Linked DNA regions of Mus musculus: region 2 is linked to region 1. The links are chromatin contacts, found by Hi-C or POLR2A ChIA-PET in ENCODE. All regions are on one chromosome and are shown on one strand. The core of a region is the stretch at or near the end of the contact, and the rest is flanking DNA. Distances in the headings are between cores, read along the strand shown.

The links. A loop is a pair of places that touch in the nucleus more often than their neighbours do. ChIA-PET counts read pairs that join two places held with the same protein, here RNA polymerase II (POLR2A).
Region 2: a loop to region 1 is called in a map of gastrocnemius, with 2.2 times the contacts of the local background. The contact joins two enhancer-like sites. A Hi-C loop is called at or near these places in 1 of 37 maps with a recorded cell type or tissue (gastrocnemius). POLR2A ChIA-PET finds 5 or more read pairs at or near these places in 1 of 5 experiments (embryonic stem cell).

Annotation. Positions count from the first base shown.
Region 1 is chr11:31,684,008-31,687,662 of GRCm38, reverse strand. No RefSeq gene overlaps it. Among named protein-coding and RNA genes, the nearest start is that of Bod1, 14 kb to the right of the region's middle. Within about 2 kb of position 1,931, at least 1 of the 3 ENCODE cell types and tissues checked has a DNase peak (open chromatin) inside an H3K27ac peak, as active enhancers do.
Region 2 is chr11:31,794,532-31,798,186 of GRCm38, reverse strand. No RefSeq gene overlaps it. Among named protein-coding and RNA genes, the nearest start is that of D630024D03Rik, 28 kb to the left of the region's middle. Within about 2 kb of position 1,694, at least 3 of the 3 ENCODE cell types and tissues checked have a DNase peak (open chromatin) inside an H3K27ac peak, as active enhancers do.

The DNA of each region.
Region 1 (3,655 bases), core at 682-3,181:
GACAAAGGGTTAAAGGTTGCCGTGACGACAGATCCAAAACTGCTTCACACAGACCTTTTACACAGCAACCTGTCTTGTTACCTGATGAAGGCATCGCGCCTGTCATTGTCTATCCCATTAGACCAAGGGTTTGAAGGAACCCCTGAGTTCACAGTGGCTTAACAGATAGTGTTACCCTTACATAAACACCATCAGCTGCTTTTACTGCAAAGACAGACTCTCTTTGCTAACTTCTGAGGAAACTCAGGCCAGTTACCTGTGTCTAGTGGACCATGCCCAAGTCTCCCAGGTAGAAATGGCATTCTGTGAAGAACGGCTTCCCGGCTCAGAAGCAAATGGTGCAGAGCTTCAGCACAGAACCAAGCGCTTTCTTTATTCCCTGCTTGCTTTGCTGCATAGGTTACTAACAGATACACACATACTCAGGGTGAGTTCTACAAATGAAACATTTTTCTGCTTAGATGAAGACTTTGTGGGATTTGCTAGCAATTGAACCCAGGGCCTGGCACATGCCACATCTCAGCCCTCATTAAGGACATTCATAACTGACCCTGGCATGTGTGTGCTCGCAAGTGTGTGCCAGCAGAGAGACCTCAATTACTGCACAGTGCTCTGACATCACTTCCTGTTACTACTAAAATGCCAGCAGTTTTGTTCACTAGCAGAGCAAATACCAACAAGATGAAAACTGTAAATAACACCCCAGAGGCAGAAACCTAGTTGTGTCTTTTAGGAGACTTGAAGGGGTCTGGTGTTCCCCTGGATATGCCTATCACAAATGGAGAAACGTTACTCAAAGGGAATGGACCAGTTTCTGCACCTCCTGAAGCCTGACTGTGGGCAAATGTGATCGATCACTCATGGTGTGGTGAGCGCTGGAGATACTGACATGCTTTGGGCTGCAAACCTTGGCAGAGCCTTCACAATGTAGGAAACTTTTGAAAATGGATCCTGATTGTTGAGGAGCTGCTCAGCAAGAAAGGGAAGCTGAACCTTTATGTTTTGAGCTGCACAAGGGTGGGGGTGGCTCCTAACAAACCAAGACTTTTGGAGACTCTCCAAAAAATAACGATATTCACATCAGGATAGTATCAGGCATGTCATTGAGTGTTCATACTGTATAAAACTGAAGCTCAGAGTTCATCTATAGTAACATATCTCATTGTCTCCACAAGCCTGTGAAATACGGATAATTTGCTCAGAGAAGTTGAGAAACTTGCTCAAGGACACACAGCAAATCCATAGGGAAAGTCAATATAATCTAGGCTTGTCTGGTTCCTAAGACAACATTGGTTCTCTCTTCCCTCCCTACGTCAGGAGAAAGAACACCAGCCTGGCACCTTTGCTCAGACCTCAGATTTTGTCTGGGATACGGCTGGGGGAGCTCCATTCCCTCCCGGCAGTCTTCCAGAGCTCTGCCTCCACTCTGAGACACACTCCCACCCACCACAGGCCCAGTCCTATGGTTGTGCCTGAGCAGTGACCAGACTCTGATGGGAGTCTAGTCATCTTTGGTCCACAATAAAACCGGGTGATCCTGCGGTGTCCTCTGTGCTCTGCTGTGTTCGTCCACTTAGACAACCTCCACAGCCTGCTGATCCCTTCCCAAGGCTGGGGGCTCTCACATCTAGAGCAGGCAAGGACCTTGGTTCCTGCTTTTGCTCTTGGAGCTTCACGTCTGGTCCCTGTAAAATGGGGACATGAGCACGCCACCTCAAAGGGTCGTTGTGTCACATTAAGGTGATGCTTAGAAGTGCCAGGCCGCAGGAGAAACTGAGTCAATGAGCACAGCTCCTGCTAATTTTGCCATTTTAAGCCCATGGAGTAGCTTGAAACAGTATGCAGATATGCACCTTTTTGATTTTCCTGTAGACAGGTCTATTCCTGGAGGCTCACTCCCACTGGGCCTTCTGTGTATGCTCTGTGCCTCCCCTTTTTGATTTTACACAGCATCCCTAGGAGGGTTTCCTGATAAGGTAGACCATTCCTTTCTACTAGACACCTGGAAAGCATCTTCCAGATGTGGCTGCTGTGTGTTGCAGCCTGCAAGAACTAACTGAAGCAATGGGAAGTGGGAAGTGAAGGAAAGACTGATCTGGAAACGCTGGGATCAGGTGGCCTGTGAGCTCAGATGGAGACACACCAGCAACAACCCACTTAGCACACATGCACAGCAAGACCAAGGAAGAGGCAGGTTAACTAGCCTATGTGGGAGGTCTGTGGGGGGGGGGAGCAGCCTCCATCCAGACTCACTCATCTGGAAGGAGGAATCTGCAGTTGAGAGTCTCTGCACACACTGATATTATTAGTTAAAGGCCAACCATCCGGTAATGTTCTACTTGGACCAGGGGAAGAATTTGCCATTCCTCTGACCCTGGCTAGGGGAAGGCCTTGTCATCTCTGTGGGTCTGAGGCACTGGGGTCCTTGACACGGCCCAGCCCGCGCTCATCTCAGAAATACACATTCATTCAGGATATCATTCACTCCCCACACCACACCCAATCTCCTCTTTTAAAATGGCTTCCTCTAGCCCACTCAGAGCCCAGTCTCAGTCAGGACTTGGGCCACGCCCTTGGCTGCACCCAGTTACTCTTGGAGGTCTGTCTCCAGAGCCTGGGGAGAAGAAACTCTCATTAGGAAGGGGGCTGCCGAGAGGGACGGCACTCCATTCTTTTCTCTTTCAATCATCTCGAAACCCAGAAGCCAAGGGAACTAAATGTATGCTCAAATCAGTCTGTGTGACACTGAATTGCTACCATTCTCTAAAGAAAAACAATCAGTGCAGACACCGCACCGTAGATCACACCCACAGCCCCTGTTGACCTAAAGTCCCTGAATTAAATTCCCCCAGTACTATTACATTACAGCTCAAAAGCCATCTAGTGTGGGGTGATTCATAAAGGAAAAGAAGCAAGATGTGGAGAAAGAGGTGGGAGAGAAAGAGGGAGGAAAGGAAGGAATAAAGAAGAGGAGAGAAGAGGAAAGGAAAGGGGAGGAGAGAGGAAGAGGAAAACGGATAAGAGAAGGAGAGGGAGAGGAGAAAGAAGAAAAATGGACCAGGAAGTGAAAGGAAGTCAGAGGAAACAGAGGAGGCAGAGATGGGGTGAGGGGAGGGGGCAGGGAGGAGGAGAGGGACGGTGGCTTGTGCTCTGGGAAGGGAGGTGGCTTAAAATAAAATGGGTTTGACATCAGATGGGGCACATAAATAGGGCTCTTTTTGCAAACACAAATTCTGTTTTCTAATCTAAAAAGAGATTGCTCTGCCACACACACCTCCTCTCTATGCCTGCCTCACCCAAGATGTAGGCACACTTGGCTTCATCAGATGTAAAAGACAAGTGGCACCTATTCCAAACTCTGCCAGGCGAATCTCCACAGAAATCTGGCAACAGGGACAAACCCTAAATAGAGGCAAGCTAGGCAAGCCAGGAATACTTAACATAGTGTACATACACTGTCATTGTGAGGCACACAGCAACCTCGTCTTGGTGTTTATAAACATGAAATGGTCTTCAATTCTGTCTTAGTTAGGGTTTTACTGCTGTGAACAGACACCATGACAAAGGCAAGTCTTATAAAAAAACAACATTTAATTGGAGCTGGCTTACAGGTTCAGAGGTTCAGTCCATTATCATCAAGTTGGGAGCATGGCAG
Region 2 (3,655 bases), core at 445-2,944, 110 kb before region 1:
TTCATAAGCTGAGTGGTGGGACCCTGTGGGAGGTCTGTAGGGACAGAACATTCTAGAAGGGGTTGAAGTAGATCTTGTGTGAGCAGGTTGATTCACAAAAGAACCTGTAGGGCTTCGTGTCTTGCTCTTCCATATACGAATTCCTGCAGCTGTGACACCATGTGCCACAAGGCAAAGAAGGTAGCAGGGTGGGGGGTAGGGATAGGGGTGTGCTCACCAGAGCTGGTGATGTGCCATTGGGCTTTCAGCCTCTCAAACAACTCACAATATGGACATCCTCTTTTTATTTATAGTTTACCCAGGCTCAGGTATTGTATCATAGCAACAGAACACTGACGAATACCAGAGCCACTGAAAATGTATTAAAGACAAAAAGACACAGTCTCTGATCTATGGAGAGTTTGGGAGAGAGCAGTCAAAGCCACGTCAGCCTCGGGCTCTGACCACTGAGTATTTGTGACTTGTAGTGGCTAATGGAAGCCCTGCTTGGGTTTGGTATAAATTACTGTAAACAAAGCAGGGTTATGACTGTAACTCAGCAAGGAAAGGAAGTTGATTTGCTCCAGAAAGTCTTCCTTGACATAGATTGCGAATGTGTATTTATTTATGGGTGTTGTTTGTTTGTTTGTTTGTTTTGAGACAAGGTCTCACGAGACAGGCCAGCTTGCAGTAACTACCTGTATAAGTCTGATGACCCTGACCTTCCTGCCTCCGATTTCCAAGCACCGGGATCAGAGATGTGAGCCACTGTGCCTGGCATGCATTATTTTTGCGTATGTTGTTGATTAGGCTGATTTCAGTTAACCCAGTGTTCCACCTTTAGGGGAGCCAGGCACTACCCTGAGTGCTAGAGAACAAAACAGACCCAAATCCCTCCCCTTACACAATTCATATTTTGGTAGGCAGAGACATTCAAATTCAAAGAGGGACCGTGGCAGTACAGTCATAGCAGGTCAACTGTCCCATGTGGTTTTCTCATGTCAAGCAGGCTTTAAGGAACACTTTACAGCTAAGTGTGCAGCTCTAACCCACTAACAAGTTACACTTCTTATTCCTTTATGAGAAGTGACACCAGTGGCTTGGTCTACACCTGTGCCAGGCAGCCAGAAGCATGCAAACGTTGGAGCATCTTAAAGTTGAAGTGATAGACAAAAGGCCCAAGTGCCCTACTCCCTGGCTGAGATGGTTCATGCTGTCACACCCACTGCAAGACTGTTTGTCACAGGTACTATGAGCATCTCATGGCAAAGATTCCACTAAGTATAGGGTCTTAGTGGAGCAAAAGCACACTGGTTTCTTTGCTCCATGCTTGACATGCTGGAAGGGTTATGAGTAAAGTTACAGGACATTCAACTAGATTTTAATGCAGTATTTGTGACATACTTATAATAAAAACAAAGACAAAAACAAACAAACAAATTTGTCTGAAATTCTGAGCTGCCATGGTATTCTTTGTTTCATCTGGTAGCCCTAACTCTGCAAGCTTCGGAGGTAGATGATAAGCGTTCCCACACAGGATTGGGGGGCTCTACAAGTTCCCTTCCCCATCTTCCTGGTCCACAGGGCGGTGTGATTCTTGGATCTCACCTTCAGAGTGCAGAGCATATGTTCTCTGGGGAGAAAGCAGCCTGTGCAAATGGGCTGTCCGGTGGGGAGCTGGGCCAGGAGAGCTCTGCCGCTTCCTTGCCATTAGCGCCCAGCAGAGGAGCCTAGAAGTGCAGGAAGCCATCTGGAGCTGTGTGCTGAGTCACAGGCCCTGGAGGGAAATAAGAACATTGTGACTCTGGGGCAGCTGAGTGGCATTTCCCTGGAGATGACAGTGGGCACCAGAAATAGAAACCGCTCCTCTGCCATACACTGAGAGGTTGGAGTCTCTAATAATCCTCAATCTAGTGACCACAGGGCCTCACTTCAATGCTTAAAGGCTCGGACAGGATTGGTGACAAGGTGAAACCACCTCCTTTTATGCAAAGGAGAACTATTACTGTTTATTATTACTCGGCAGATCGCAACACCCTTAACTCTAGTTCCAGGGCATCTGACACCTCTGTTCTCTGCTCAAACCTCCACTCATGAGCATATCCCCCACAAAACCCCCCACATAATATAATTTAAAATAAAAATAAGACTTAAAACAAGTAAAGATAGCATAAGGGATTAAATCAGTCCTGCAGAAAAGCCTCTTGCTCCTGCAGATCTGGCACACACAATGAGTGGTGGGTCTCAGCAGCCTAGGGATTCCAGGACATCTCCCTGGTAGGCTGGTGTGGTCATTACATGGGACCATTCATCCTTTTTCTGGAGTCAGCATTAAACAAAGCTCCCAGGGAGGTCTGAAGCTGGTGCTGGGAGCAATCTAATTGTTGAGGCTACACTCATACACACACACACACACACACACACACACACACACACACACACACACACACACACACACACACACAAGGATGTTAACAAAACAGCCATTTTCCTATGCCACAAACACACTAAACCTGGCCCACTCTCTGCTTGAATGACAGAACAAAGTTAAGACCAGTGCTCCAAAACCATTATTTTATTGCTTTTCTGTGTTTTAATTATAATTTTTAATTTTTGAGATTATATCATTTCCCTCCTCCCCTCCTTCTAACCTCTCCTATGCACCCCCTGCATTTGAATTCATAGCCTTTTTTCTTTAATTGTTGCTAATTTTAAATACATGTATACATAATTATATATGTACACATAGATAATATTAGGAATTGCCAGATCTGTTGTTACTCCTGGGTAGATCCCTGGGGAGTGAATGGGGACTTACAAAGCAGAGTCTTGCTGGAATAGGCAGGTTACTTTACCATGACGTAAGCCATAATATAAACTGTTATGTTGTACTTTGCCTTCCAATACGGTAAACCAAAACCATGAATAACGTAAGTCTTCCTTCCCCCGCCCGAATGCTTCCTCCTCCAGATTGTCTGTTTGGGTATTCTCAGGAGAAAGGCAACTACCACGCCCCTACTCTACCCTCTGCTTTGATGGGATCGAACTTTTTAGTTTCACCACACAGCGTATATATGTAGTGAATTATCATACTATGTCCACAAAACATGTAATAAGTTTATGTCAATTTAAGTTGAACTTTAGATATCAACGTTAAAATTAAACTCACCAGACAGCAGTGCCCAACAAACAAAGAAACCAAAACAAACAGAATAAAAATAAAAAGCAGCTCCACTTCTAAGGGGCTTCAGATCAGTTCGGCTTCTCACTGCACAATCTCCTCCAAATTTTACTAGAACCCCATAAGCTCAGCCACGCAACCTAGGAGTGCTCAACTGCATAGCTAAAGAAACTGAGTTTGGCAAAAGTAGAGGTTTAAGCAAAAAGAAGGTCTAGACTAGATGTTCTACAGACCCAGCCTGAGCTCAGGGCTCAACAGAAGCCCTTAAAGCTGTGGGGTGACCTTCCCACTTGGGCAAGGACAGAGCTGGGCCTGTAGCTCCCAGCTGCAGCTAACTGAAGGAAGGATGGTGTGTGTGCCTGGCACAGAAGATGCACAGTTCCTATCTGCTCAAGGCATAGAGGCATTTGCCTTTGGGGAATGTGACTTGGAAGGTGGTTCAGCTGATCTGACAGCTTAGTAGCTGTGAGTTCTTTGTACGACAGAGTTAGAGTC